Regions from separate parts of the Mus musculus genome. Here region 2 is linked to region 1. A link is a loop called in an ENCODE intact Hi-C map of the cell type or tissue named here. Cell type or tissue: heart. All regions are shown on one strand. Each heading gives the region's core, and the rest is flanking DNA. Links, peaks and the distances in the headings are about the cores only. Region 1 overlaps Rhbdd1 (rhomboid domain containing 1). Region 2 holds the start of Rhbdd1 (rhomboid domain containing 1).

Region 1 (16,606 bases), core at 5,551-13,550:
AGAATACAGTCAATGAGTGTCGAAGCACGTCAGCTGGTATGTGGAGGCATGGTCTGAAAGACACATGCTCCTTGATCTTAAACCCTCATGGTTTATCCAGCGGAGGATATGAAAGTGCTATACCTTTTCACTCCTGGATCTGTGAGCCCTACTAACTGGCTATGAATCTTTCTCTCATCTCCTGTACCTCCAGAGTCTCATTCCCTCTTCCAACTTTAGGTCAGCCCTGAAGTCCTCCCCTAATACCAACTTTTTAGCGGTCAGCCATTCTCTGTTAAATTGTCTTCATTCAATAGCTGCCACATTCTGCCAGATAGTGTTGGCATCTGTGCGCACCTCTGCTCTCTCCTATCAGGGACAGAGGCTCTTGAGGTGATAGGGGACATCTCTGATACTTCTCACCCCTCAGAACCCGGATCAGTCCTAAATACATAGCTGCTGTCAAATAAGCAGGGTCTTAATAGCACTTGCTTATGATTTCCAGGGCGATGTTGTGGCTAGACATCATCCACCACAACTGAGGGCTGACGTGGCTGATTCAGGGAGCAAAGGCTTTGGACTCTCTGGCCAGATGGCAGGGTTCTTAAGAGGGACAAGTGTGCCCTCTGAATGAGCAAGTGGGCATGCACTCAACCCTTGGGCATGTGATCCTTCCTGCTTATTCTCCACAAGTGGGTGTTTTTCAAAGACATCTCATTTATGTTCAAGCTGACAAAGCCGGGGATGGGGTGGGGACTATCACAGCTATAGTGAGGTATAAGAGAAATCGGGGAAATTGATGTCTGAAATCAGGGGTTGAAGAGTCAGTTCAATCCATGACTGGAATTTCAGTTGTCAAAGAGAAGTTCACAAGAGGAAGTCAAGACACTTGTATGATTTTGTGTCTGTATTGTTCCAGGGATGCCAATGCTTACTTCTAATGGTCCTTCCTCTCCTGTAGAGATACTAAGACCATTGTCTTAAGCCTGTGCATTACATCTTGACGTGAACAACCAAAGCGACTAGGAAAGGCCGTGTACCCATCTCATCCCTGACAATGATCCTTTACTTCATGGCCTTTTAGTACAGCAGAACATATGTCACTGTCTTAACCTAGACCAAAGATGACAGAGAATAAACACACTTAGGAACTTTCACCATCAACAGTTTATGAATCTTCAGGATTTAAAGTTTCACAGGATACAGTTTTGCAGTCTTTACAGAGGGATTTGTCTTTGTTCAAAAGGGTGCATTTTTGAAATGGCAAATACATGAATCAAATCAACACCACTTTATTGCTTAAAATTGCTTTGTGTAATCAGATCCAAATCCTACTTTGCTGTTTATGGCTGCTTTTTAACAAGGAATTCTTAATTGCACTTATGAACACAGGCCAATCAGTCTTTGACAGCGCACTGCACATGGAAAAGGACCCAGAATGAGCTGTGGGAGAATCGGGAGCAGCTTCAACGTGGCAGAGCTGCCACCAGGCCATAGGCCACAAACCAGAGCAAGTGGGAAGTTCTTCAAGGAAACCAGTGTTCTCTGTTGTATTTCTATGGGAGGATCCATAATTGCCTTTGGGAGGACTAATGTTTTCATGACAGAAAGAAGAAGCAAAGAGTTAGCGGGCAGAGGATGAGGGTTCCACAGGTGCAGTGCCCTCCCCTCCCCTCCCCTCCCCTCCCCTTCCCTCTCCCCCTCTCTCTAGACTCATTTGCAGGGCATTCAAGGATAACCAAGGCTTAGCCAACAGAAGAAATGTCACACACTGACTAGAGAACTCCCAACCCTATCCACTCAGAGGTATGAAAGTCACTCCATTTATTTATAGAGCCCTTTCAAGGGCTCGTGTTTCACTCAGCTTTTGTTCCCAATCTTGTCATTCCAGTTCCACTGATGGGCCAATTAAAAGACAGTGACATGTTAGCAAGACAACTCAGGTCACTTGGCCAGTACAGATGGGAGCCATGCTGGAGCCAAAGTTTTCTGACCTCTTACAACCTACCCAACTGCCATCACTTCTGAACCACTGAACCCCATGCCTTCTCACCATGTCTGACCTGCTTCCCTTCATGGATATGTGGACGCACTGCTATGTGAACACAGAGGAACAGGGAGTCCAGTCTAAGCCCACAACACTCATAAGCCCTAGTTAATATCAAAGACACAGGTCTAAAATACCACCTCGTGTTTCATTAAGTTCCAATACAAACCAGAGTAGTTTGGTTCTATAAGAACACCACAGTGCTATAGTTCCTATCAGCACTACAGTATCAACTCAGGCCTCACGTTCTGTGTAGTTTTAAAAGTCCTTCAAACTCAATTTCTGGTAACTACCCTCCTATCTGAATTACTTATTTCAGGATCCACACACTGTTCCACTCCTGACAATATTTAGTTTTTAAAGCAGCTTTCAAATGTAAATAAATCTCTGATATTCTAAGAGGAATTTTAAGTCAGGTGTTACTTATCCATCTGCTGCTTGCTGTGTGTGCTGCGGGTCAGCACGGTGCCGGGACAAGGCTCTGGTCCACTCTGCCATCCAGTCCCTTCCTTTGCATTGATTTTTAAGCACGATTCTGTGGTTTCCAACCACCTACATAATCTACTACTGTTCTCTCTGTTCAGGGACCTGCGGGCATGTCTCAAAGCATCTCAGTCTCTGGTATAAGCTCACATTTCTTAGGGATAAGCACAGGGCCTGGGCTTGCTTCATATGGGTGGAAGACGTCTCCAGTTTCATAAAGGGAACTTGCTAGTGGAGATTCAGAGCTGGTTGCCTGGGTCTGTCTGGGATTCATGGACATGCCCCACCTAAGACACTTCATGAAGCAGGCCCTGGTTGGTTCCTGTATGAGGGGAGCTGCTGACCAAGGGGGCTGTTGGCCTTCCACTGCTCTGGAATATAACAGGCCGACAAGATCCTTTCTCTTTCATATCAATACAGTAATCATACAGCTGTTCTCAACATGAGGGCCGTGAACTGCATATCAGATATCCTGCATATCAGTTTGCTCCATTACAATACCAGTAGCAAACGTACAGTTAAGGAAGTAGTAACAAAGTCATCTATGGATGGAGCCACCACGATGTGAGGATCCGTGTTAAAGGCCACACTGGGAAGGTTGATGATTTATAGCTACAGAAGCTTCCCTTATGTTGGTCTTAGTTTCCCAGTTTATGAAATGGGATGGTGAGGGTGGCTTCCTTGGGAGACTTCTCAGAGCAATGGACGGTGCATATACATTACTTAACAGCATGTAATAACCGCTTGTCAAATCCCTGATACCATCAGGAATCATACATAATGTCTGTGTTTGAAGAGAACTGATGCCATACACAAAATAAAATCTCAAGATTAGTTAACTTTAAATAATTAAAAACCATATTAACTTATCCTTTGTGCATCGATGTCTTGCCTGCATACATGCCCGTGTATGAGTGGGGTACCTCTAGAACTGCAGTTACAGATAGTTGTGAGTTGCCATGTGGGTGTTGGGAATTGAACCTGGGTCCTCTGGACAAGTAGCTAGTACTCTAACCACTGAGACATCTGTCCATCCTCAATTAGTAACTTCTTAATGAAAGAGTCCAGTTGTGTTTGGGAGTGCTTGTAGCAGTGATTTGTAGATGTATGGAGCTATTAGCTAGTAAACTTTGCTTTCTAAGAAATGAATAGCAAGAGGTAACTAACATACATCACTGAGCAGTACATTTTTGGAAGATGGAGGAGCCTTGGGGCTGTTGGGAAAGTCCAAGTGTCCTGTATGGACCTTTCTTCCATTTAGTTAAATCACACATTGACCATTTATAGGCCCGAATGAAATGGTCCGGCTCTGAAGAGCCTGGCAAAGAATATTAGTATTTATGAGACTCACCCCATGTCCCTGTAAATGGAGGTCAGACCCCAATCTTACTCAGAGAAAGAGTAGGCATGCTTCAAAGAGCCTCAGGAACACTGCTCAGTTTAAGATGACTTCGCTAGATTACAGCACCAGTAGTGAGTTCATACAATTTATTGATCTGTGGTTCTTGATGGAAAAATTTCAGTTTTCTACCCTTATGTATAATGCAGTAACCTGTCTATTTTATGGCTAAAGGAAGGGAAGCAATTTTCTCCGGATCAAAATTGCTGAAGAGGCTTGTGAGTTGACTGCCATTCCCCTACTAGTCACCACTGGTGTAAACAGGGGTGTTTAGTTTGCTGGAGTGCACAGATCTGCACATGAGCCAAGCACTCACGCCATTCAAATTATACTACTGTGAAGTCACGGGATGGGATCATATCTTTTCCTTAAATTGGAGGGCTGGACGGGGGGGGGGGGATGTAAGGGGGGGAACTAAATAAACTGCTGGCAGTCTGTGGTTTATCTGTTGAGAAACTATAGCATGAATTTCTTTGCTCTCTTTCAAGAACGTTACTTTATTAGAATTGCAAAGGCTCCTGAAAGGCCAGGTGCGAAGTCATTTACTTAAAAAGACCAGAAAGGTCTGCATGAACCCCCCACTCCAACAGTTTAGAAAGATGATCTTTGAGGGGGGGTAGGTGCTTAGGTACAACTTTACTTTTGGGGTTGTTAATTATCATATGATCTCTGTCAAAACGGCCAGTAGTCCACCTAAAACCATGTGACTTTCATACATATGTATATTTCATGATGGCTTGAAAGAAGGGTAACAGATGGTCACAACTTCAACACTGAGATTTCCATCTTGCCAAACAACCAATCAAGGCAGCCAACTGTAAACCTCATTCGGCACTTGGGATCTCAGAGTTAACAGCTCTGAGATGGGGCAGCATGACTCTGCTATTATATAGTTCTCTTCCCATCAGATGGTTGACGTGGTGGCCATTTGACACAAGTGACTTGACTTGGGAACAACAGGCAAGAAAGCTACTGAGTAAACTGTCAGGTGTATGACGGTTATTGTTTTTTTTTTAACTAAAGATTCAGCATATAGTTTAACTCAGCTACATGCCCACCTAAGCATTAACATCGTTCTTTTGGGAGTATACGACTTGATCAATTTTTATGAACTGAGTATGTGAAACTAAATACATAGGAAGAAACACAAATGTCCAGAGCTCAGAAGCTCCCATCCCTTCCTCCTAGAAGGGCATGTGGCTTCCTCTCTTGTTTTATCAAGTTTAAAATACTCTGATCTCTTCATCCTCGGGTCCTCACAGCCATGTTCTTTCCTTTAAAGCCTCTGGGTTGCCTAGGAGTCTTCGCCTCCCTACCTCGTCTCTAGCTTCTCTTCCCTTCCTCCTGTCTTGTATTTCTGTGCCAATTTCAAACACACGGGTTCATTTTCACCCACGGCATCCACAAAGGAATTCATAAAATGCAGTCCGAGGGGCTTCATTCTTTACATTTGTGACAGTCATCCACATTGTTCTGTGTGGTCTTGGTCCTACATCTTTTACAGGTGAAGAATTGAGACAGTAGGATTTTATGTGACTTACCAAAGACACAAGGCTCACACCTCTTTCCCTCTTGGTGCCCCAGGCATGTGCTAGTTCCTCAGTTAACACCATGATCTAAAAAGGAGGATGCCATTGTCTTATTGGCAGCTAAGGTACTGGATCTGTTTGAAAGCAGTGGGGACCCTAAGATTCCCCACAAATGCCAGATTTTATTCAGGACTCCTGAATGTACCTCCTGAAGTTAATATCCCCTTTGAGAAAGATTAAGGCACAACACTACCCAGCCCGCATAGGTAGTTCACCATGGTTTCTGAAAGCACTGAGTACTTCTGACTTCCTATAGAAACATGGAGGAACAAGAAGGAAGCGGCTGACTGAAAGCTTAACAACAAAGTTCCATTCTCTCAAGGACTCACTACAACAAGAGAGATTTATTTTAAGTGAATGGTTAAAGATTTTAATGTAAAACATACAAGGTAAAAATCTTTAGAAACTCTGTCTTAAATCTCATCAAACTTTTATCCCTTTAGTGGTTTACTGTGAAGAGTTTCAGTGAATTTGAGAGTGGCTTGTAAAGGCTTTAGGAGCTTCTAAAGTAGCTTCCACCTGTAACGAGATGGTCTGTGTTAGCCATCCGGAGGTGCCTTGCTTTATCCAGTCATGTAAACTGAATCTGGAGGCTCAAAGAGACTGCTTGCGCCCAGGAAGACCTTTTCTTCTTCTGTTCTTTTGGACTTTTCGTTTTTATTACTGGAAATCATTTAGGGACATTCATTGGACAAATACATACAGTCTCCTAGAAAACCAGCCATAGACCCAAGGACAGAAGCCATGTTGTGTCCTTCACTCTGAGTGGCTAATACACAGGAGGCTATGGAGACAGAGAAATGGATACACATCTTCAGACATGGGTGTGAGGCTGTAAGTAAGAATGGAAAATAGAAACTTAAAGGTAAAATAGAGAATTCAGCTTTGTGCTGTGGGTCTATGAGGAGTAAAACATAAGAAACACACCCCGCCAATGCCGGAGGATGAACGCCCTTTAGCATTCTAAAGTCCAGTCCTCTCAAGATGCTGTGGGGTTGGGCTTGGCTGCGGTCACGGCCTCTCCTGATGTTCAGAAGGGTCCAGAGCAGATGAGAGGGAGCACAGGAGTTTGGCTGCTCTCCATTGCTTGCTAGGCTGCCTTTGCTCAAGTCCTAGAGGCCCCTGAGAATTTCCTGATGCCTGATCCAGACTTCTCAGGTATTCAAGGCCTCCGTTTATTCTGACATCTGCCTGGAAGGGACAGGGACTTTCCACTGTCTGTTTAGAGCTGGTTTTCTTAAAGGTAGGTCTCCGGTATGATGGGTGAGGGCAGGCAGTGAAGTTCTAGTGGTCTCAGGGCCTAGAGGGGAGGTCTCATTCTTAATTCCTGCCCCCTGATCTTGGAACTGTATCCAACGAAGACATTTCATTTTCACTATCAAGGAAGAGGATAGTTGCAGGGTGTAATCCAGAGTATAGTAAACTGAGTTAAAAATATGTAATAACATTAGGTCCTTCTGAGACACAGTGAAGCTGGGCCCTGCTGCTGCCTACCTCCTGCTATGTCCTTCATCTTCAAAGCATGGTGGTGGTTTTAGCAGCCCTGGACCTAGGCACAGCAGTTTCCAACCAAGAGGGACCAGTTAGCCAGTGGAGGCAGACTCAAGCTGAGAACCGAGCCATTCAACAACATCTGTAATGCAAGAGTTCTGAACAAAGCTAGATGGTCTTAGGCATGGCATGGGCTTGCTATGACTCTACCAGGAGCTTACTCTGGACCTCATCCTCTTCCTGTATAACTGTGAGGGCTATCCCAGCCTTGTGCTCCTTCCACACTGAGGTTCATGTGCCCATCACTGGTTTCCAGTGAGTGTTCAGGGCTGGCAGGCCTCCCTGGATAGCACAAATTTGTCCTGTCTGCTACCTGCAGCCGGGGTTGCCTCTCTGAAGAGTGGTGCTTGGTTCTGACTTTTGGTGGCTGGACATGAAACTACCATGCTGTGCTCTTTGGCAGTGTCCTCTAACTCATTTGGTCTCATTCAGTGCCCTGCTCCAACACTCTGTAAACATTTACAATTACTTTATATTTTTTTATTGGGATATTTGGTTAACACTGCCAAAGGTAATAGAAAATTCAATTCTTATGACGTTAATGTTATATTATTAAGATAATTTGTCAATACTAAGAATCAACCATCAAAATATTACCAAGAACTCAATTCCAGACTACATTTGGATTCTGCCAATTTTCCTAAGGTTTTGTTCCATGGACCAATCCAAGGGATTACAGTCCACTTAGTTTCTTGGTTTGTGGGAGTTTCTTAGTCATTCCTTTTTTTTCCTATGACCTTGACTGCCTGGCTAGACACCCAATAGATATTAGGTTTGCTTGATTAGACAGAAATTCCAAGTTTCAACAAAGGAAATTAAAAAGCCACAGAAATAAAGCGTAGTCTGTGTACACATCAAAGACATATGTCACTAACAGGACGGACCACTTGTGAGGCCAAACCCTAAGGACTGTTTGCCAAGTACAATTCTCCATTGTACATTTTGTTAGGATTTTATTTTTATGTTTTATTTATGTGTATGTATGTGTGTCTGTCTGTGATTATCTGCACACATGTGCAGATGTCTGTAGAGGCCAGATGAGGGTGCTGGCTATGCTGAAGCTGGGGTCACACGGGGTTCTGCAGTGCCCAAGATGGGTGCCGGGAATTGAATTCTGGTCCTCTGCAAGCAGCAAACACCCATAAATGCTGAGCTGTACCTCCAGCCCCATTGTAAAAGCTTCGTTTGAGTTCCAAGAGGATATAGCTTTGACCTTTGCCTCTACCAGTGCCCTGGGTAAGCTGGAAGTGGGCAGCCAGGGCACTTCACACGAGACTTGCCATCTAGCTACCCACGCCTGGGGATGAGCAGCGGTGGAGCCACATAGAGCCTTCACTGAGCTCCATCTCTGATGTCCCAGTGTGGTCACTCCTTCCTGCTCTCTGCATGGGACTCACCAGGGAACTTGGTTAAGAGATGAATTTAGGGTTGGTAGGGCTGCCAGTAAGCCCATACACTTAATGTTTACTGCGTTCCTGTATGGCTATGAATGTGAAGTACTCTAGCCATTGAGACCAAACATCTTTGTACTGAAAAGAGCCAGTCGGTTTCTCTCAGTGCTTACAGTTGCCAGCAGGTGGAGGCAGAGGCCTACAACACGGTGTCTGTAGACGAAAACTAGGACACATTCCAGTCAGCAAAGCATTCCACTTTGTAAGCAGAATCAGGGTCATTTTGAACCAGATGGGCTCTACAGAAGACGCTGCACAGAACATTAGGGAGTTGTTTACTGTCTAGATGGTCTGCGGGTCATCTGCCAGCACCTAGCAGGTTCTGTGTCACATCACAATTCTTCCCCAGGAAAGACTCACAAGGTCCTGGGAGAGAGGACACAGGGGTTTCATATCAGTTCCAAAGTCAGAATTCATTTTTGCTCATGTGCACATGCCTTGTGCTTACTGCTCCAGTCCGTAGCCCCCTTACAACTCTAACTCCAAGTCAGAAAGATGAAACTATGTAATGTGCGGTGACTGTCAAGACTGAAGGCTGTAAGGACTGCAACAGTGCAGGATGTCTAACAGTGAAGGATGCCTAAGTGCAGTGGTTCCTGCTAACTTGCACAGCCGCTCCGACCTGTAGCAGTTACCGTTCTCACCGCTGTAACCGCATTACTGGCAGAAACGATTTAAGGGAAGGTTCATTTTGCTCCGGGCTTCAGAGTTCGGTGCAGGGCTGCTTGGCACCACATGCATGGGTAAGAACATGGTAGCAACAGGAGTATGAGGCAGAGGACCTTTCCTCCTGCTGGACAGGAAGCAGAATAGGGCAAAACAGGAAGGGGCCAGGTCAGGACATAATTTCCAAAGACACACTCCGGGGACCTACTTCCTTCAACCAAGGTGCACCTCATACTTTTTTAGTACCTTGTAACACTGCAGTCATATTATAACTTCCGCAGTCCTAGTTTAGATCCACCAAGGGATTAAACCACTCAGTTATGCAGCACACACACAGGTGTGTTATACTAATGTGGAAATTTCCTTGGCTAAAACTGATCTTTATTTCTGTGCATCTGTGTGAGGCTTTGTGAGTGTATGTGCACCTCTTGCATGCGGGGCATTCTCCAGAAACAGGCATTGGATTGCCTGGGCCTGGAGTTACATGTGGTTGTGAGTCACCCTGTGAGTGCTGGGAACTGAACCTGGGTCCTCGGCTAGAGCAGTAGGCATTCCTAATGGCTGAGCCATCCCTCCAGCCCCAGATCTAGGATTTTCTTAATTTAAACACGTTCACAATCAAGGTTCGCTGTCACACCTCTCTCTGTGTATCCTTTCTCGGACCTCCTACCTGGTCTGGTCCCAATCCTTGTCCTAATCCAGAGGGATGTCAGACAGAAGGAGAGGAGGAAGAGAGAGCAGGTTAGACTGAGTTGCTCAGCTCTCACTGTGGCAAGGCCTGATACCGTGGTAGTTCAGGGAATGGACAGCTGTGTAAGGACAGTCAGAATGTGGCCTGACTTTTTTTTTTTTTTTCCTTTGCAAAGAACTGGACTGACCAGAACTTCAGAGCAGAGTATTCCATGAGTTTTAGAAATCTACAAAGCCCCTTTCACACAATGGTTTTTGCCAGGAGAATTCATTGGCTTAACCTGCGATCTCAAGTAGCTGCGGATGTCCTGCCTGTTGGTGCAAGTTCAAGGCATCTGCCCTGGACCAGATGCCTGTCCCTTCCCCCAGTCCAAATGATGACACCCTAATCTTTACTGTGGTGTATTTTCAGGTGAAGGCTTTTGTAGGTTGTTAGAGGAAGCCTCTACAACGGGGCTCGTGCCCTTGTAAGGGGCTGAGGCCAGAGCTTGTTGTCTGCCATAGGCACAATGGGGATGTTATCATCCTAGGCAGGGGACCACACCAGAGTCCAGTCACCCTAGCTCTTGGAACTCAAATAAGGGAAGCTAGGAAGCCACAGACTTTGGAAATACAGCTCGGTCTATTAATGAATTTTATGAATTTGCCAGGACCCTAGATTTCTTGACACATTTAGGAGCAAGAAACAGACTGACAGATGAGATGTCATGTATATGTATATGTATGCTCTTAAAAGCCTTAAATACTCAACACTAAACATTCTTCGAAGACCACAAGCCTGGGCAGTGTATAACTACATGTCCAGATGTATTGATATCAATGCATAATTATGGAGATAACCCCTGACCTGGGAAATTGTCCCTGACAGTCTTACTGGACCAGAGAAGCAGGGCTGTTGTTCAAATCCATCATTAAAGCTAAAAACCCTCTGGGCATTCATCTCTTTCAGGTGGAACCCTGGCCACGACAGTGACATAGTCAATCACAGGGCTGGGCCAATGGCTCTCAGCAAGGACAGTCCAAGGTAGATCCACAAGAAAGAAAGCAGCTTCCACCTTAGGGCCTCATTCTTTGCTGGGCCAAAGCAGCAAAGAAAGAAGAGCAAAAAAGACACTCGGTTAGGAGGCTGAAAACCAGCCAAAGAGGCACTCTGGAGACAGTGTGATGTCCACAACTTTGAAGTGGTAAGACCTGGCAGACAACTTGGAAGTGAGGACGACCCACGCCTGTGTGGATAAGCTATGAGATGAGTAGCCTGAGAGGCCTTCGGGAGAAGCACACAAGCAAGCAGAAGCCTTAGTCCTTGGTCCCTAGAGCTCTGCCTTTCTGTGCAGGTCAGTCAGCCCAGAACCGTGATGGTTAAAGCCAGTTCTATGATGTCATAAACCATCCTAGAAGGAGCACGTGCTTCTGCGTGCGATGGCGTTGAACCTAACCCTGAGTCTAATTCCCACTTTCTGTGTGGCCTTCTAGATGGAATAAACTCATTCTTACCCAGAATTCTGACCTGGTGTATGATAAGACTTGTGCATCTGTGTGCATCTCTATGTATACACGCATGTTCTTGCACGTACTTGGGTCTGCATGCGTGCATTCTACATGTGTATGTGCGTTAGCACACATAAGAAGAGGCTGCCCTGAGACTAAAGCATAGCACATTCAACAGACAAATCCTCCCAGGGGTTTCCCAGTGGCTCTTATGTGCTCTTAAGATAGCCTGCTTCTAATTGCCTCAGACTGGGGAGAATTCATCTCAAAAGTTATTTTGAGATGTTCTGTAGTATTGAGATTTGACAGCAAACAATGCTACTGAGTTACTCCTAAACACCTACTCATTATTATCAGAAAAGTACAGTGTACATTATGAACAGAAAGGAAAAAAAAAAAAAAAAAACAGACCTTAAGATTCTAGACAGCTGAAGATCTAGATAAAGGGATGGTAAATTACCCCCTAAGCATTTTTGGAAACGTGTGTGGATTTGGAAAGGTGTGTCCTACAGAAGGTTAGTACTGGGAGGCCTCCCTACAGTTTCAAGGAGAAAAAAGGAAGATTTGATAAAGTTTGTGAGGTGTCACTGTGCATGCTTAGCCCCAGGGGAAGCAGAGGTTACAGGCCAGCCTTGGTTACACAGCAAGCCCCAGGTGTGCCCCAGCAAGCCACACAGTGGGTGTGGAGGCACAGCTGAGTTTGAGCACCGGCTTTCCCTTTATGTTTGCCCTCAGACGACTTTTTGGTGCTGGTCCTTGGCTTACTTATTTGTACAATGAAGAAATCTAGGGAACGCACAAGGGCATTCTGAAGGCCAAGTGAATTAAAGGAGTCTAGCACCCAACCTGTTTCTCTGATAATTCCCTTCCATGGGCGCTCTCCTTCTGCTCTCTCCCCTCCCTCCCTCTCTCTCTCCTCCACCATCCACTCAGTCACACAAGCCAAGGCACACCCTTGATACACCTTCTACCTCAGCATCTTTCTATCCTACCCGCCACCAAAGCTTGGTGATTTTAACAAGTGGTCTCACAGCCCCCGTGCAGCATCAGGTTTCAGCCCACTGTTCTTCTGTTGCTTTCAAACCAGGAGCACAAGGCTCTTGCCTGAACTTCCCTCACTTGGACCAGTGGCTCAACAAAATGTTACTAAAAAGCAGAACGTGAGGAGGGTGCATAGAGAACATACAGAGAACATTTGAGATAAAAAAGAAAAGCAAGAAGGCCAGGCAAGGTGGTAAACACCTTTAATCCCGGTACTTGGGAGGCAGGCAGATCTGGGGCAGCCTGGACTATGTAACCAAGTTCTAGGCCAGCCATGGTGACATAGTGAGACCTTTATTCAAGAAAGAAAGCACAAGCAGACAAGAACAAAATTGATGGGTTTGTTGCTGCAAATGCAACAATTTCCAAGCGTTTCCTTGGATCTGAAGAGAGCCAGTAAGGGCATTTGACTTGGCTAAGGGCCCACACCTGATTTCAAGATAACTCTCCCAGGGTACAAAGACTAAGGGCAGTTAAGCCCCAGTGAGGAGAGCTGCCAACATGACTGATCTAAATGGAATGTGAGCCTATGAGTCATTTGTAGCTTTAAATACTATAGAGAAAAGAATTTGTAAAACATGCCCAAACAGCCTGGCTTTGATGTGGTGAACTCTTTCAAAACCACATTGTTCAAATTTATGCTAAAATGCAAAGCCCTCATGTTTACAATGGTGTTATTGGAGGAACATGGCAAAAAAAAAAAAAGTACCACTGTTCAATTTAAAGGCAAGACTTAAAACTTCAGAGCAATGGGGTGCTTCCCAGTACTAATTCCGAGCTGTTAAAGCCCAAGAGGCTAGCAGTGAATGCTCTTGCAGCATCTTGGCCTGATTGGGGAGTGGCTCTTTATATATTTTTGATCTTGTTAATTATGCCGTAGGGCTAGGGTAATGTCTCAAGGGTCACCATTGCCCCTGGGGCAGGCTACAAATGACACATAATGCAATGCTCTGTACCTGATGCTGTGAGCCTGGCTAGCCTTTCCAATACAAAACACCCACGCCAGAGTGATTTTATTATAAAAGACAGAAGGGCACTCTTTGGGATTATAAACATCTGAAAACAACATTGTCATGGATTGCACTCAGCTATTTTGGATACACAGGGGCCGGGTACAGCTGAAGAACCTAGCAAATGCACTGCCATGCTTGTATGCAGGAGGAGGAGGCAGAGGCAATCATGGCGGCGAGATCACACCGAGTGCAGAAGAAAATGAACAGTCAGCTGCAGGCAGAGTCCAGACACCAGAGGTGCAAGTCCCAGCAACAGTCCTTGACCCCTGTAGCTCAGTTACCTTGTTCTGAATGCAAAGGTACATAACTTTATAACCACAAAGAGCCAGGAGCCAGACTTGACACAGCCTGATTGTTCCAGGACCCACCCCCGCCCCCCACCATGTCTCCTACCAAGCACCAGGTCTCCCACTGTGACCTTTTTTGATATATCTTAGAGAAAGAGACAGATCTTCAAGAAGACAGGTAGGGTCCTTAGTGTGGGATAGAATCATGAGGGCAGAATCATGGATGAGGATTAGCACCACCTTCATGCCTCAGTGCCCGGGGGCTTACATGCTAGATGCCTGTGATGGATCCGACCTTGTCCTTTAGCCACTAGTACTGATAGCCACACCTTGGCACAAGTGGATAGTTCTTCCCATTCCCTTCCCTTCCAAATGAGACAACAACCCAATGTGTGAATCCAGCTGGCTGTTTTCCTTCCTCTTACACAAATGGAGAGAGTACGTGGGAAACAGTTTTGAACTCCAGAGAGCGTGTCAGTGTCCAATACAGCATACATGGACAAAGACGGAAAGGCAGAAGGGAGTATGATACGGACAAGGGTCATAAATCTTGATAATTTATTAAAACGGTCACAGTACTGGACACTGTTCCTTTAATGCTGCTGCATGTCAAAGCAGCTCAAGCTAGCTTGTGTTGGATCAAGAAAGGCACTGAGTAGGCATGGCCATTTTTCCCTGTCTGGGGTACCTACTATCAGGGGTGGGGGATGGCACCTCTAGGTCTAAGTGTATCCAGGGGATACAGATGAGGTTAGAGACAGGGGATCTGCAAGACGATGAACAACGGCTCTAATCACACTCCATAAAGAGAACACCATCCAAAGCTCTACGACCCGTGCAATATTAAGATGCATCTACAGTGTTTGGAGCTCATTGAAGCAGAGGGGCCACCCAGGCTCCCCTTTGTCTTACAGATGCTTAAGCAGAGGCAGAAGTTAAGAACACAGCTAGCTCTGACAGTGTCTGAAGTGAAACCAGCTCCCTGGCTTCAGTGCCTGTAGTGGCTATTCCTGGTTGTCAACTTGACAATATTTGGAATGAACTACAATCCGGAATTGGAAGGCTCACCAGTGACCCTTATCTGGAGGCTTGGAGATCCTTATCTGGATCTTGGTTTGAAGATCTTGAGCCATAGTGGCTATGGATTCCAGAAGATTGAATCTCCGAGTTAAGGAACACACCTTTAATCTGGGCTACACCTTTTGCTGGAGACAATATAAGGACATTGGAAGAAGGGAGTCTAGCTCGAGCTCTTGCTCCTTCGCCTGCTTGCTGCGTGAGACTGAGTAACTGCTAGATCCTTGGACTTCCATTCACAGCTGCGACTGAACAATTGTTGGGAATTGGGCTGCCGACTGTAAGTCATCAATAAATTCCTTTACTATTTAGAAATTATCCATAAGTTCTGTGACTCTAGAGAACCCTGACTAATACAGAAGTTGGTACCAGGAGTGGTTCTAGAGTAACAGAAGTACAAGGATGAATCTTTTAAAATTCTGGAATTGGCTTGTTGATCCACCAGCACTTTCAACTATTGAAACCTCTCCAGATTCTCTCCCTCCTGGGAGCTCAGAGAATTTTGAAGACCCATGGTTGAAACTATATTCCGAACTTAAAGAAGCTAATGCCCTTGATTTTCTTAATGAATTAGGTGATTCAGTGCACAAAGCTTTCTACAAGATGGGGAAAAAATCGAAAAATGATTTTACTGGCTGGCTGCTCTTAGTATCTGTGGAAAAAATGATGAATGAAAGGAAGGAGTTGTGTGATAAAATCGAAAGGCTCCAGACACAAGTAAACGATCTAAAAGTTGCTAAGTGTGTCCTTGAGGAGAATCTTCTCTCTTGTAGCAATAGAGCTCAAGTTGCAGAAAATCAAACAGAAACTCTCATTGTAAGGTTGGCTGAACTACAGCGAAAATTCAAGTCTCAGCCTCAGAGTGTGTCGACAGTTAAAGTAAGGGCTCTAATTGGCAAAGAATGGGATCCTACAACATGGGATGGGGATGTGTGGGAAGACCATGTTGAAGCTGAGAATTTTGAATCCTCAGATTCTCAAGGGTTTGCCCCACCTGAGGAAGTAGTACCCTCAGCCCCACCTCTTGAAATAATGCCTTCCCCACATGAGGAAATTAATTTTGCAGAGTCTGCTCACGGCCCACCAATAGTTTCTTCTAGACCTGTAACCAGACTCAAAGCAAAACAGGCTCCTAGAGGGGAGGTAGAAAGTGTAGTCCATGAGGAAATTCGCTACACTACTAAGGAGCTTAATGAGTTTGCTAATTCATTCAAGCAGAAACCTGGTGAATATGTGTGGGAATGGATTTTAAGGGTGTGGGATAAGGGTGGAAGGAACATAAAACTAGAGCAGGCTGAGTTTATTGACATGGGTCCTCTGAGTAGAGATTCTAGGTTTAATACGGAAGCTCGCATAGTTAAAAAAGGTGTCAAAAGTTTGTTTGAATGGTTGGCTGAGGTGTTTATCAAAAGATGGCCTACTGGAAATGACTTGGAGATGCCTGATATTCCATGGCTTAGTGTTGATGAAGGGATTTTAAGACTTAGGGAAATTGCAATGCTAGAGTGGATATATTGTGTAAAGCATAATTGTCCACAATGGGAAGGTCCAGAAGATATGCCTTTCACCAGCTCTATAAGACGCAAATTGGTGAGAGGGGCACCAGCACATTTGAAGGGTTTTGTTCTTTCCCTTTTCCTTGTGCCAGATCTTAGCATTGGAGATGCTTCTGCTCAATTAGATGAATTAAATTCACTGGGTTTAGTTGGATTCCGAGGTAACAAGGGCCAGGTGGCAGCATTGAATCGCCCGAGACAAGGTGATTCTAGTTATTATAATGGACAGCGTAGACAAAAGAATGTTTATAATAACATACCCAGTAATGGTCAGCACAGGAGAGGTGAA
Region 2 (16,606 bases), core at 3,299-11,298, 120 kb after region 1:
CATTAAGTTCCCCTACTGACAGCAGGTTTTAAACCAGGGTGCCATGGGGACAAAATGCAAGCATACCGTGATCACGCCCTTCTAGAGGAGTTAAGGACTTCTACTCTCCTCTTTGCTCTAACCAGATCTCTTTGTCTATCCCAAGTCAGTAGGAAAGTGCTGCCCACCACTGCCACCCCTCATTTCATCTGTGCATGAACGAATGCTGAATTATTTATGGAACTGAATCAGCTCTGCACAAAAATTAAGTCAAGTGGGAAAAGCAGTCAAACTTCAAAGACGGGGTCTGCTCCTGCAAAGAACACAGGACATCTGTAAATTACCTGTGATTGGGACAGGTTGGAGATTTTTGCCTATCTAGCATAAATACCCCCATTCTTTCTCTAACAAGAATCTGTGGCCCACCCCATTTAGTGTGACCTCCAGGGAAAAGATGGGCTTTCAGTCAAAGGACAGCGAACTTGGAGTAACAACTCTGCCCTGGAACTCAGACCTGAATAGCGAGCCTAGAACTAATGAAATCGGGATTGATAAAACTGTCACTTGAAGGAGCTCATCAAGGTGGCCAAGACTACAGAAACCCAGAGAGCTTCCCTTCTCAATGACTGTTACTGAGGCATGGCCATTTGGATTTTCTATTGTATGTGTGCTCATCTGCATGGGTCCCAGTAAGCTTCTTGTCTTTAACTAAATTAAGTGGATCATATATATTAGATAGTTTTGCTTCTGTTTGCAAAGATGTCAACCCATAACACCATACATTTACAAAGGTGCTCACAAGCAGGTTTATTTCCAGCATCACTATCTCCTTTAGACTGAAAAAGCTCTAGCCCATAAGAGAACCAGAATATGGAGGTGCAATAGGTTGTATTGCAGGCATGGTGTGCTTAGAGACAGGGGAGCATAAGACAAGGATGCAAGCAAGAGCAACTTTTGCCGGAAGTTCTCTGAAATGTTCACGCTCATTGAGTACTGAAATGACAAGTGTATCTTAAAAGGAAAAAACAAAGGGTCCCACTTGTGTCTTTATTTATGTGTCTGTTTATACCACGGTAATGTTTTTAAAAGAATGTGTATTAGTAATTACACAAATGGTTTTCTACTGCATCTCTGTGTCTCTGTTCTTCATGGAAAATAAGTCTAGAATACACACATCAATGAAGTGTCACTGGATACAAAGGTCTACCTAGAACTTCATGGCAAGCATTGCACTCATCCACTAAAAAAAAAAAAGCCAAGAAAAAAACGGAACAAAGGGAGGGTCTGGCACTTTCTAGAGATTCACCTATTTAAGTCTCCTTTTACCCAATGCATTAAGGAAAACACTTCTCTAATCGTGGGGCAGTCAAGGTATGTGTCTGAAACTTCATGAAGAACATGACTGTATCAATCTATACTGTTTAACTGGCTAGTCCTTGCAGAAAGCTACAACCTCCAAAGGCAAAGCAATCAACAGCAGCATGGGCACATGAGGAACTGCTTCAAAACTGCACAGAACCATGCATGCATGCACAGGAAAGAGCAAAACAAGCTTTAAGGTTTCTATGGCAACCAGACACTAGGATAAGCATTGTCCTTAGGCAATGAGGGAGAAGGTGAAATGATTCCCCCACCCCACCCCTCAAAACAGCAGCAGCATCTCACAAAAAGTAAAGGATGGAAATTGAGAAGCCTAACAGGCCTCTTACTAGTATAAAATTAGCATACCTTGAAGGGAAGAAGAAAAGTTGTGGAAAAGAGACTATATGACCAGTATATAGCCTTTCTATAGTTACTTAAATTTGGAACAATTCATTCATTACAACACCCCAAAGTACAAAATCGCTGTTACCAGCAATATGAAAGGTGTCAAAGTTTGAGTGTTGCCCAAAATACTTTGTTGGGGGGCGGGGTGTGGAGGGCGGGAAGAGGAGGGACCAAACAGGATTATGCATAGCTCCAAAACACATGTACAGTACATATTACTTTTAAGACTGAGGTCACTATAATACGTATAGAACTTTCACTCATTGCTATCCTAATACTGTGACTCTGGATGAAAAGTATGCCACTTAGCACCATGAGGAACAGCTGAGGGTGCAGGATCCCTGAAGTTAGTCGGGAGGGGTCAAGCATGGCATGTTGCCTGGGACAGACCACATCCTCCGTCTTGCTGAACTCCTCTTTATCCACTAGACAAAGAAACTCACACTTACTTCCTAAGGCCGCGGAGGAGAATGGATAAAAGCGCATAGCACGTGAAAGCGTGTAGTACACCACTGAAATTCCGTTTTCATTTTCCCTTCCTGTCCATAACGTAATGAGACGTCTCCCAGTGGAACCGGACTTTATTGCTTTGTAATTATGATGTGCATGTAACAACGTCCAAGAAACTAGATGGTAAATAACACCGACATGCAAGCCTGAATGCACACTGTCAGTTGGCTATCATCTGGATCCCAAAGGGCGCTTGCACACTATCTATTGCATCCCAGAAATATGACACATTTGCTTTTCTGAATACAGCCAGAATTACCCACCAGCTTTGAAATATCATCACCATGATGCTGCAAGCAGCAGCTGCGTGATTGAAAGTAACTCCCCTCCCCCACTCTCCAGCTGTCCCCAGGAAAACCCTCTCAATGTGTGAAAATGACAGTATTACTACTACCACCACTAATAATAACAAGCTAACAAATGGTTAGATTTGAAATTATTTTTCTGAGGATCATTATTAAATTAACTTTAACCCCCCCACACACACACACAAATCTACTTCACCATATGAATGAAAACCAGATGCTATCATCCAACAAAAATCACTGTGGGTTGTATACATAAGTATCCTTCTTTTGTAGACTTTGTTCCTCTTCCTCAGTCACTTAAGAGACTGAACAAAAGTTGAAATCCTAAATAGCTTTAACAGTGGTACAGCTGCCACAGTGTCAGGGATTGTTAACAAGCTGTAGGGTTCGTTGTTGTTTTTCTGCACAGAATCCCGTTTCTATAAAATATGGGACAAACTGAAGACTGTATGTGTTTGGGAGCCTTATGTTTGGTTTTTAATCATCACCCAGGACTCTGTATGAGAACCCAGACATATGCTTAGCCCAGAGACAAAGCCAGCAACTCTGCAGGGCAGGGGATCCCCAGTATCTAGACTCCTACCATCACAGTTTTAGGTACAGCTCATGCTCCGAGCTCTGCCTCTGACAGTTAATCATACACAGGTCCTCAGAACCCCACTTCTCTGGACACATTCTGGACCAGGAACCTGTGTACTCCAATGTCACTGATCTTAAAGCCTCCCAGCTCTTGAACCTTCTGGGTAAATTTCTGCTTAACAAGCTCCAAGTTAAAACAAAATAAGTCAACAAAGAAACAAACAAAACCCTGAGAATCACTGCTTGGATGCAATAATGGCAACATTAAAGAACAGCAGTTAATGGTTTTTCACAATAAATTTAATGTATATGTACATAAGTATATAACTTTTAATGTTTGGTTCCCTACCCTCATATAATATACTACAAAGTAAACAAAAGTATGGTCTGCTATGAATGCCTTTATGCATATGCCATTCATACACTCACAGTTAAATGTAGAAGCATGAAAAAAAAAGTAAGAACTTTGACATTTTTAAAAAGTTGAACACACTTGTGTTCTATTGTAAAGCATATGTATTGAAAAAATTACTTCAGGGTTAATAACATTTTTATGCATTTATTTACAGAAGTATCTTCTATAACATAACAGCATCACATGACACAGCTGACTGTATCAAATGAAATTGGCCATAGGACAATCAAAGATAGTTTGAAGTTAATTATCTCTAATTTGGAAACTATAAAAACAACGTCTAGAAATCACTGATTATGAGAGAACTAGTGTTCTTCTGGCACGCTGAGCTGTAATTTTCTCCAGTGTTTGCTTTTTCCTCACAGATTAGGAAAGCTTTGGTTCAGCATCTCCATCGCTTAAAAAGCAGTGAACACGTCATAAAACAACCTAGTACATAAAAGATGGAAATTAGCCGGGCGTGGGGGAGCATGCCTTTAATCCCAGCACTTGAGAGGCAGGGACAGCCAAGGCTACTCAGAGAAACCCTGTCTCGAAAAAGAACCAAAAAAAGAAAAAAAACAAAACAAAAAACAACAACAACAAAAGATGGAAATTAACAGGGCAGTCAGAATTAAATGTTAAACATTATATCTTCCCCTTTCAAAAAGAGACATTACCTAACATATAATGTAGTAGTAACAGTTAACACAGCATCTCATTTAACTTAGGTAGCTTCTACTTTACAGGAGAAATTAAAACTGGAAGGAAGCTAATCTGTCTATGGGGCATAATCAATACACAGAGGGAGGAATTCAAGCAGGGCTTGCCTGACCCAGAACCACAGCTATCTATCTATCTTACACAGAAAATAATAAAACATTAGGAGTCTCTGAAAAACAATCGCTTCATGATGGGACAGTATCACTTTGGTGGTAAGGTTAACTATTATGGATAGAAACAGGTATCACAAGTGATATATTTACATGACAATTTATTGCCCATAATATTCTGGAGTCTCAGCATGGCCTTGGCACCAGTGCTCTTTAGTCAAAGCTATGTGTTACACAGGCCACCACTAGTCACTGACCCTTTTTAACACTGTAATGAGCCTAGACTCAAGAACAGTAGCTTCAGACCCCAAATGATTATTTCTTCCTCTAGGTGAACCGTTGGAGAAAGGAATAGTTCTTAGAAAATGTTCCATGTAGTAATTTGGAGAAATAAAATAAAAATCATCCCGTTGGGAGCCTGTCCACTTAACTGTGACCGTCCCCAATGGACATGAGCCCTTCTTTGCTAAGATGGAGCCATACCATATATAGGGACAAAAGCTAAGGACAGAAACAGCTTTTGGTGGCGGGGTGCTAGCCACCACTGTATGCTTCTTTGTAACTCTGGTCTGGCCTTTACCAAACTACAGGACAAACTTAGGTATAACTAAGTTGAAGAAACAAGAAGGGCAAAGACCTTTAAACCACCTTGGCACAATTTCTAATAGTTCATTTTCTAAAATACCACAATGTAAATAAAATTAGTGGCATAACGGACTGCTGTAACTTTCTCGCTTGATGTGGCTGTTTGCATAGGGTCTCATGATGTAGCTCTGACTGGACTCCAAACTTAGGATATCTCTTGCCTCAGCCTCCTGAGCATTGCTGTTACAGGTGTGAGACATCCATAACTATCCTGTATCTAAATTTTTACTATTCATAAGTAGTTGGGATAAAAGTCTTTGCAGCAGTCATAAAATCATGCACTCCAACTGCTCTCTAACCCTACACCTCGTCCTTCCTCCACGACCTGTGCGCTTTCTTCATGCAGGTCTAGTAACTTCTCTTGGAGTGTTTTGTATGGGTTATTGCTACCCACTTGTTTTCACATGTCAACACTTAGTACTATGAAGTCACAGTTAAATGATTCGGTCAAGATTCCAGATCTAGAAAATACCTCACCTTACTCTAACCTCATTATGTATAAAATTCCATAACGAGTGAGTACTTTTTACGCTGTTATTCGTCGAACTCAGTACCCGGAAGTGCTAGAATGGACCGAAAGGCTTGCTCAAAGGGGTATGACACTAAAATCTGTACTGCCAACAATTCCCTCAGAAGATGCTGTTGATGGAGAGCAAACCCAGGACCAAGGCAGGAGCACTTGCTCTCCTGGAATGTACCAGAACACTAGAAGATCCGAAGCAGAATCAGTAATAGAAGCAGGAAGAAGGTAAATGAGGTTAGGACGTTGGGATGAAAAGTAGAGGGGGAAAAAAAAAAAAAAACAAAAAACCTGGCACCATGCCCCCCCCCCCAAAGAAAACCTGGTGTCATGAAGCTACTGAAAGGGACTTTTATAAATGAGTCTGACAACTGAATCTTAACCGTGCAATAATTAGATATTACAGTTGTTATTGTTGTTGTTGTTGTTTTAAATAATGCCTGTTTTGGAAAAACGGAAAGGCATGTGTGAAAAGAGAAGAGGTGAAGTCCCTCGGGTGTATGTCTGTCCTCTATTCTGTGGTACAGACAGCCTTACAGAGGTTAGGATGGGTCTGTGTGTTTGAGACAGAAGTGGCCGCCCCCCCAACCACCTGCCACTGCAAGCTCTGTGCAAGCTGATGCAACTTCGCCTCAAACTTCCTGAAGTCGGAGGAACCTCGCAAAAGCCTATCCGGGCAGCCTAGATCTCCATGAGCCAGGGAAGCGGTACCGGTGCGACTGCCCCTGCGACCCCATCCCGGCCGGCCGGAGGGGAGAAGAAGACCCGGACCCGGCGGGCCGGCTCCTCCGCCCGGTCCCTAAGCAGCACTTCCGCCCAGCGGACCCTGGCTGGCCCCATAGCAGCGCTTCCGCCCGGCCCGCAGCGGCCCGGATCTCAGCCCCGGCCCCGCCATCCGTGGTCCCGGGAAGCCGCAACACACGCCGCACAAAAGCGATGCCATACACTCAGCTGAAGAGACGCGGAAACTCACTCTCTCTAAGACCCGCTTGCGTCCTCACGTACTCCCGCGCTCGTGCGTCACTACGTCTGGACGCCGAATCCGGAGACTCAACTTCCGGCACGGACGCCGATTCCGCAGGCTCCACTTCCGGCGGCCTAGGGAAAGGAGCGGCAGTCTGCGCATGCTCCGTGCTTCGTACTGCCTTTTCGGCTTCCTCTAGCTAATGCGTAGCGCTCATCCTATTCAACCCTTAGCAACAAGGGTGTCGGTGTGCTTTTACAGCCATAACTAACTAATAATCACTTACCACGCGCACAGCGCATGAGTCGCCTATGGCCAGCTCCCTCAAGGCCAAAGTTTCTTCCCGGTGCAGTGTAGTCTACCAAGTGGACGGTGGAGACAGTAGCTGTTCCCAATGGGCCTCAGGAGAGCTGCTTATCCCAGAAAGTAGGCCGGCGAAACAGGGCCACGGTGTACATTTCATTCCCCAAGCACAAACACGAGGCCACACTGCTTAGCCTGTTTACTGCTTTAAGGGCTCGTGAGAAAAGGTTTTTGTGACTTAGGTCGTTTGATGCAATTTTCTCCTTCTAACGTGGAACCAGTTTCATGGGCAGCTTCTTCTAAAGGCAATGCTGCATTTGTGTCCTACAAGAAAACGATGTTTGGTGTAATTATTTTTCTAGTAATTAGAGGAGAGCTCCACCTTTTCAAGGCATGAATTGGGTGCAGGTATATTTACCAAAAGGCTTAGTAGCCACGTCTAGTTAGCATATTAAAAACTTCCCAGTCCCCCAAAAGTTAATCTTCTATTGTATAACAGAAGAAATTCTCCTAAAAAATTTTCCCTTGTAGTTGGAATTTGAATGAAAATTTCCCACACTATTAGGAGATATAGATGAGAATTTCAAGTGACAAAATTCTTAGCAAATTCAAGAATGAATTCTTATAATTTAACCCCTTTCAGGTATAAAAAAAAGTGGGGGGGTATGTAAGTCCAAGACTGACATTGCGAAACTGCATTCCTGGAAATGGAACCCAAGTGAGTAGGGGGAACTAAATTGCATGTAGAAATATATCTCCTTAGGAAGAAAACATGAATGCAATTTCTCAAAAGGAGAGGTCTCTATTTGTTCTTCCCACCAATTCTATGCATCCATTCCATTAATATACTCTTGCTTTATATTCTCTGTCAGTCTACCCCTTTCTATACTTACACTGTTTTTGTTATTATCTTGTTTTTAAGTGCAGAAGTGACTTTAAAAGAGCCGCAAATCAAGTCTCAAATCAGTAATCTCAAAAAAAATGCAATTGTAAATAGACAGGGCTTAGGAATGTTCTTGGGGAGCAGGCTGTGATGGTGAACACTAATGACCCCACAGTTTGAAGGTAGAGACAGGAAGATTGGGAGTTCAAGGACAGCCTCAGCTATATAACTTCAAGACCAGCTTAGTCTATATGACATCCTGAATCATAAAAAGTAAAGAAAAAAAACATTTTAATCCTATTTTAAATATGAGTAAAATGTTTCATTGGCATATAAGAGGACAGAGAAAAACCATTTTTTTAATGACCTCACCAGACATAGGGGCAAACACCTGTAATCTCTCCACTTGGAAAATAGATGCAAGAATATCAGGAGTTCCCATTATCTGGGTAATAATTTCCTAGCCTAAACTTTAATAGAGGGACAGTCAGAATTCTTACATGTAAACAAAGCTTAAAATTACTAAAGACTCAAAGCCAGACTAAGTCCTCTAACGTTTTTGTAGAAAAGCAAGTCATTGTTACATTACCTTGTAAAAATTATAATTTTTAAGTTCTCAAAAGTATTTTACTTGTCAGCTAAGATATTATTATGCATATTCCATTTAGTATATGAAATATATTTATGGTGTGCAGTTTTAAATTGTATCTAACCCTTGAGGGACAAGCAACAATTCTTAGCCATTTGACTCAAATTAATGTTCATAAAATATGGTGCCTGTGTTGAAACTGGGGGTTTGGTTACCTCCTTTGAACATTTCATAACTGGGTGGAAACTAGCAGAAAGGCAGATAGACATTCCCACCTTCCAGAATCCACCCTGAAGGAGAAAAGATGCCAGACAACAACACAGTGTACCAAAAAACTGGATTATCCTGTAAAGGAGGAGTTTGTTGTTATCTCTCACAGCTTCTAATGAATCAAATATATTACACTCAAACTGTTTCAAAAGATGGGTTACGTTGATTAGAGATTGTCTATCATCCTTCTTATGGAACAGCTTTCAAATTAGATGATTCGGCTATGAGAACTATAACAGGGCAAAATTGGGCCAAGTGTCGTGATAAGATTATCAACACTTAATAGTAGACTACACACACACACACACACACACACACACACACCCGCACTAACCCTAAGAGACTTATAATGGCCATAGAAAATAGATGTTACAAAACTAAAAGGTTCGTAGTGAGGAAAAAAAGATTTCACTGTGATAAGATAGCCAAAACATTAAGAAGAGACAAGAACTGTAAATGTCTACATATCCAACAATATAACTCTAAGGTCATGAAGATAAAATTGGTAGCATTGGGAATTTAGGGTGTATCCAAATGTTAGAGTGCCTGCCTAGCAGGAACAAGGTTCCAGAGCTGCGCAGCGGGGTATGTCAGAGGAAATGAATTAAGAAGCACACAGCAAAAGTCTGATATTTAAATACTCTTAACAATGGGTAGGAAATTAGACTGAAAACCATTAAGTATATAGAAACTTCAAAAAAAAAATACTACCAAAATAGTAAGTGCAGACCACTCTACTTAATAACAGCAGAATTTATAGCTAATTTAAGATATCTGTTCTCCAGGATAGCCCCATATGGTGCATCATAAAACAAACGTGAATAAATTTAAAATTAACGGCATCATTCAGGGTATCCTCGATGGTGACAATAAAATTAAATTAGGAATCAACAAAAGAAATACATTTGGGAATTAAAAAATTTAGCCACTGAGTAATGCCTAAAAAGGCAAAGAGAATTAGAGAGCAGTTTTAACTGGACAAGAAGGAAATGCAGAGATGTCCCAGTTCCATTAAAGTGATGATGTTGACCCACATTAACAGTGCTGCTTTAAAGCAACATAGTGGGGAAATGTCCCAATAGCTTAGCTTTAGGAGTAGTTAAAATGAGCAACACACACACAGAGAACATAAAAGACGAATTAATACACATAAAAATGGAGGAAAATCAATAAAAATTAAAATCTGATTTTAAAAGATTCAATTTACCAAAAGGAAAAAGAAAACCACACTAAATGTCCCAAACGAGGCATGAAATGACTATATCACCCAACCCATTCTACAGGAATTTAGATGACAAGAAACTGCATAAATTTATGTTAATAAGGTAAGTGTTGTAAATAAACTAAACGAGGTCTTAGATTTAAACTGATAAAACTTGTTCAAGAAAAAAAAAAAGACTCCATTTTCTAGGATTGTTAGAGAGAGAGACAGAGACAGAGACAGAGACAGAAACAGAAGAAAAGGAAGGAAGGAAGGAGGGAGGGGAGGAGGAAGGAAGGAAGGAAGGAAGGAAGGAAGGAAGGAAGGAAGGAAGGAAGGAAGGAAGGAGGGAGGGAGGGGAGGAGGGGAGGAGGAGAAAGAGACAAAGAGGACAGAACAGAAAAGAAGAGAAGAAAACTATGACCTGGGTGACCTAAAATATCAGCTACACAACTGTTCAGTTTTAGAGGCTGCAAGTCCAGTATCAAAATGTTGGCTGGACCATGTTCACTCCCTGTGAAACCTGGAGGAAAAATTCTTACCCATTTCTAGCTTCTGGTACTTGCAGCAAACTTTAGTCTTCCTTGGTTTCACAGGAACACAGTATCTGTTTGTGTTAAGACATAGTGCTCCTCCAGAAATGTGTGTGTGTGTGTGTGTGTGTGTGTGTGTGTAAGGTGCTTTATCATAATAACTTGATACAGTATAAGAAAGAGCTACAAATAATATTCTTCATATACATATAAGCAAGATATTAGCAAAACAAATCCAACAATATACATAAGAACAGTATAAACATAAGTTTGCTTTCACTTAAAAAAATCAACATAAAACATGATCAATAGACTAAGAAAAAAATACTGAGAGAAATGCAGACAATTGTGGCTTGTAAATTTTAGAAGAAAGTTTGGGAGTATCCCCAAACTCTATTAACGTGTATGTGTGGGGAGATGGTGATAGTGGTGGTGTGTGATATTTGAATGTCTATGGAATTAAAGCCTTTATATTACGGGGATAATGGATGTTGTGTTAGCTGGGGCCAAGAAAATTAGCTGTGACTAATAGAAAATCATTGAGGTGCTATCTTCTGAGTAGTAGTTCCTCCCAGTCAGCACGTGGTAGCCATGTTCCAGGGAGCCAAGGATGCATCTCAGGCTAGCAGTTGATCTCAGTAATGTGTAAGAGTCTCCCACATATGGGTTTTATAGGCACATGCTGTTACTGAGTTTGGCTGAGGCTTGACTCCATATGGCAGGGAGAAGTTCCTGAAGAAAATTCAGGAGAGGCCATTGATAAAGATACAGGCTCAGTTGCCATGCAGAATGCAGGATACTGTTGTAACCTATCTTTCATTCTCCTGTAATAATTGTCATCTCAAAGGTTTATTGTCTCTCTCTGGGAGTCTACTTTTCATATATTTCTTTTTGTATTCTCACATTGGGAGAGAATACAAAAAGGCATTGGTCTTAGCAGTCTCTTTTATAAGTGTTAACAACCTCATTTATGAAAGCTCCTCTCCTATGACATAACCACCCTCCAGAAAGGCTGCACCTCCTAATAACGTTACCATAGGGAATTAGTGGACTGGACACAAAATTGCACTTAGTCTAACTTCAGAGGTCCCATTGTCATTATCCTATCACTGTTCAAAAATCCAAAGTTTCATTTGAGACTTGAGATGATGTCCTAACTTTAGGTCTCTGTATTGTCAACAAGTAACTCCCATACTTCCAATATACACAGAATAAATATTCATATTCCAAATGTGAAGAAGGGCTTAGCAAAGGCAGATTAGATTAAAGCAAGACAAATGTCTAGCGGGGAGACACTCTTCCTGGAGCTGCATGTCACATACCAGGAGCATGTGGTAACATGATCTGAACACAGAGTGGCCTGGACTAGACCCACCTCATGACTCTGCCTCCTGTAATACCCTCTCTCCAGAGCCGGCTTTCTTCGGTACCTATACTCTATATTTTTAGCATCTCTGACATCCCAGACTAAAGGAATCGGAAATTGAGATGTAAGGAGAGTGGGAAAGCTAGAGTGTATGTTTAAAAACAGATACTATTAAATTCTACTTGGGAAATAAGTGTCATTTAACAATGGAATCCAACTGATTAGCATGTTTTAGAAATTGTTATAATGGTCGTTTCTCTGAGTGTTATACAGAAATGTGTGCTTTAGGACTCATGGTTGTCCATTGTCTTGGATGAATATAGAAGTAAGAACCCATCACGGTTGAGTTATTTTTTACAACCAATGCAAAACATCTTATCAGAAATAAAGGATAGCCCAAACCACAAGTAGAACATTGCCTTTACAAGAAGACCCATGCTTGTTAATTATCCCAATGTGATTATGGACATTATTGTAATTGCATATCAATTTTCACTAATCAACTCAATTAATCTAATGGAGTGGAGGAGAACAGTGATAACAGTAAAATAATTTGTGCTACTCCACAGGTATTTTAACATACTTAACAATTTAATGTTTAAACTCCTTCTCATATATCAAGTGTTTCTTAATTTCCAATCATACCATAAACATTATTTCCTATATCGGGACATTAAACAAGGAAACATTTTATTCTCCCATCATGGATTACATTTCCCTTCTAGAGAGTCATCTCCTCCCATGATGGAAGATAAGCCTCATCCTCTCTGACCCAGTGTCCCCAGGGAATAATGGTCCAGCATAGAATCTGTTAATCAAAGGCTATCTCTGGGACTTTGACTGGGTGCTTTCTGGAGGTGACAGACAGTCAGAGTCACATTAACACCACTAGAGCTTCAGTGGAGAGCTTCAGATTCTGTGCCCACTTCCAATGCAGGGAAAATGGTGCTAGTAGAGCATCCAGGAGTCTCTAAGTTTTAACACAAAACTCGAACCTCTTCACTTGCTAAGACCTCCAGATTCAGACTATTTCCTTACAGCTCAGTGTTATTTTAGCAGTCTTAAAACTCTTTCTTTTACTCACTGGACACTCTGTAAGATCTTCTGTGATTATCAGTATGACCTCCACTGTACAATTAAGATCATGAATTTAGAGCTTTTGTTGAAGTGGTAGGAGCTCGATTAAAGGGGGAACAAGTTAATTATTTTCATTGTTTATTACCTCCAATTTTAAGTGCCTGCTATATGCCAAGCACCAAATGTAAATAGCATTTTATAAATAAGGAGATAGATGATCCGATAAGACTAGCTTGTGTGGTTTTCTCCTTCTGACTATTAAATGTCTAGTCCTGGATGACATTGGATTGTATCAACCAAAACACCAGTTACTGTGTTTTAATCAGGTGCCTGTTTCCACAGTTTTGTTTCATTGTCTAAGGTGCAAATAGGACAAATATACTTACTAGCTGAATTATTTTCTGAATTATTTTCAATAATTTTTTTCTACATTTTTTCCATTTTAGGACTTTTTTTTTCTCTAACCACTGTGCTGCAAAACCTTCAACTGTACTTTACCACATCATCATCTCCAACTTCAGTTTAGAGACATCCCACTGTTCTTCACATTCCCAGAGTTCCTATTTCTTTGCAATAATAAATCTTACCCACCACATTTTAATAATCATTGCTTTAAAAATGTTTGCATTTAAGCCACCGCTTCTATTTTTATATCAACGGAATCCCCAGGCTTCCTCCCACAGTGAGAAATTTTGACTTCAACTGCCGAGTTGCTTGTTTCATGTTCCATTGGCAAGCTCAAAGAAAGTGTCCTAAACCAGGTTGCTAAAATCTGGCAGAATGTGTCATGAACACTAAAGGCTGTATGAGAAAGAAATTCAGATGATACGTTCTTGAGACAGGAAGAGCTATGCATGTGCCTTCTGGGAAAAGTGTGTAAGTGGAACTTGCATCGAAATCTAAAGAGTTGGGCAGTGTTTGCACTAATCAACGCTGCAGGGTTTTAGCTTTTCTGCTAAGATGTTGTCTGAAAGTGAGTTTAAGGCCTCTTCTAGGCAATTGTGAACATATCCAAACACAAATGTATCACTACCATTGTTTGCTAATAGATAAAAATCCCTTCAGAGCGGTCTTTCCTTCACAGTTTAATCTGATGTCCCTGGAATAATTAAATTGGGCTAGTGAAATGGCTCCATGGTGTGCTCCAGGATTTTGTGAATGGGAGAAGTTCAGAGCAATCACCTGTGTTCTTTGGCAGAAGAAACATATAAGCGGCAGTATGTAAAGTGTTCTGTGGTTTGTTTTGACCAACAATGATAAAGTGGGAGAAGAGAAGAAGAGAAAAATAAAAGTGAGAGAGAAATGACTAGTGGCAGATATATACACACACATATCGCACACACATATACATACATACATATTTTAAAAGAACTATTTTTTAAAGAAAAAATATTATTCTTGCTTCCAAAGGTAAATGTAATGCATTATTCTATCCTTAGGTTATCCACATTCAGCTGCCTTGGGACTCAGTTATCAGAAAATGTAGACAACTGCTCCATAGTCAACATCCAAGTACCCAATAGAATATAAACTAGAACTTTGAAAATGAAATGCAGATCGACTCTATTTTAGACCATTTAGGACACTGTAACTAAATATCATAGCCTAGGCAGTTCTGTGGCAGCAGAAACTTATCAATAATGTTGCTGTAAGCTGGGAATTCCAAGATCAAGGTCCCAGCAGACCTGATGTCTGGTGAGAAAAAGCTCTCCGCATTATCCATGATACCCACTTTCTGTTCCCTCATTTAGAAGGTCAGAAGCAGCAGCAAAAGACCCTCCCTCTGGCCTTTATTATGAGGGCACTGGTTCTATTCATAAGGTTCCACTCTCATGGCCAGGTGCAGTCTCTGAGACCAACACATTCTGTATTGGCTTTCAGCATTGTGTCTTTTGGGAGCACACACATATTTATCCTTTGATTTAAGCTGCTGACATCACTTATTTTTTATGCATAAAAGAGCAAGGCTCCTAACAAAATTAACTCCTATTAAGAAGTAGCCAATAACCTTAAATTTAATTAACTGAATGGATACAATATAATTCAAACAAGCAACAACAAACAGCAAAAGACAAATTATCAGAGAATAAGTAGACGGGGGTTAGGAGGAGGGAGCTTTAGCTGTTGTGTCTGTAACAGGCTATGAAAGAAATTACTGTCCCATGAAGCTAGAAAGCTATTATTTATGGGACTAATAGAAGTCTTTGTTTCTAATGCTTTTGCCATACATTGAGTAAGAAAGCACAGAAAATTGGAAAGTGAAAAAAATATGATTTTCTTCTCTACCAAGAGCTATGTACCTTGATGGAAGCTCTGAAATATATTTTTCTCCACCAAATGGTTATGGAATAGCATTAAATTATTTCTAAAGCTCCTTTTAAATTTTGGGCTCCTAAGATCTAGAAGAAAAAGTAAATAGCATTCTGGGGGGAAAAAGGATTAAAGAAGATGATAATATATAAAACTAGTACTGGAAGTAAGAGCTACTGAGCTAAAGGACATGTAAACATTTGAAAGGCAGGTAAGAGTCTGTCTGTCTCTACATTTATTAATTTATATTTTCATTCCCATCTTAGTTACTTTTCTATTGCCATGACAAAACACCATGACCAAGACAACTTACAAAAGAAAATCTTTATTAGAGTTTACAGTTCCTAAGGGTTAGAGTTCACAGTCAGTATGGCAGGGAACATGGCAGTGGGCAGGCAGCAGGCAGGCAGTGGGTAGGCAGCAGGCAGGCTTGCAGGCAGGCAGGCATGGCACCATGGTAAGAACTTATATCTGATTCCCATACACAATTTTAGAGAGAGCTGTACACTGGGGACAGCATGGGCTTTTGAAACCTCAAAGCTCACCCTCAGTGAAACACCTTCTCCAACAAGACACACTTCCTAACCTTTTCCAAACAGTTCCATCAACCCAGGACCAAGCATTCAACTCAATGAGCCTGTGAGAGCCAGTCTCGTTCTGAACCAACATAATACACTAAACAAGCACTCTATCACTGAGCTACACCCACAACCATGAAATCACCTGAATTTTCAACATTTATATTCTCATATATGTATTAAAGTTTGGTAGTATAGAAGAACAAAAAGAACAAAATACACAACTTTGTCTTAATGAAAAATAGAACAAAGAAGTTTGAGATAAACAGCAGCTACCAGGTGCTTAAAAATATTGATGTCATGATGTCTGTAAAATATGGTTCCAGTTAGAGAAAGTCCCTGTATTATATGAACATGCATGAGTATAAAACGATGAAAGAAGTTTACAACATTTGACTTAAGTGAACGCCAGTCAACAGTTTATAACACACACACACACACACACACACACACACACACACACACACACACACACAGAGGCATACACACATGCACAAAGAACAATGTTTGTTTGTTTGTTTGGTTGGTTGGTTTGATTGGTTTGGTTTGGTTTGGTTTGGTTTGGTTTGGTTTTCAAGACAAGGTTTCGCTGTGTAGCGCTGGCTGTCCCGGAACTCTCTCTATAAACAAGACTGGCCTCAAACAGTCACTTTTGAATTTGGTAGGAAAAGATAGAAAAAGTTAGTTTGTTGATTTTAAAGAATGTAAAAAGCACTACTAGTTCGTACTGCATTAGGAAGTGGCTTGAGGTCAGACAAACTCCAGTCCTGTCTCAGTCACAGCTTTGGAACTCAGGGAGATGACAGCCTCCAGTGTTGGGCAGTTGCCTTTTTTTTCTCTGTGGGCTTTTGTCGGAATCGGTTAAGGTAAAACTTTTGAACATTTATTAGTCCAGCACCCTGACAGCCTAAAAGTGCAACAAAAGTAAACTGCAAAAGCAACCTTGTCACCATTGGTCGTCCATTTTCTATCTTAAGGGGAAAACCAAACACTGAGA

What was found. Hi-C counts contacts between places; a loop is a spot of excess contacts. Peaks named below come from ENCODE experiments on the same cell type or tissue, not always from the same donor. Only the 100,000 strongest peaks of a DNase experiment are listed, where the experiment ranks them.
Region 2: it touches region 1 in a loop (2.3-fold over the local background); 12 of 42 quality-filtered maps call a loop at or near these places.

The regions. Positions count from the first base shown.
Region 1 is chr1:82,425,572-82,442,177 of GRCm38, reverse strand. All of the region lies in intron 6 of Rhbdd1 (rhomboid domain containing 1), which reads right to left. Among named protein-coding and RNA genes, the nearest start is that of Gm46095, 62 kb to the right of the region's middle. In heart, for the core only: a CTCF peak has its summit at 8,615 (motif pointing right); no DNase peak of the experiment used is centred there; H3K27ac peaks cover 633 bases; H3K27me3 peaks cover 612 bases.
Region 2 is chr1:82,306,551-82,323,156 of GRCm38, reverse strand. Rhbdd1 (rhomboid domain containing 1) reads right to left here and starts at 6,578. Exons shown (of 7, transcript NM_029777.3): 1 at 6,509-6,578. In heart, for the core only: no CTCF peak of the experiment used is centred there; a DNase peak (open chromatin) is centred at 6,606; H3K4me3 peaks cover 1,691 bases; H3K27ac peaks cover 1,314 bases; H3K27me3 peaks cover 347 bases.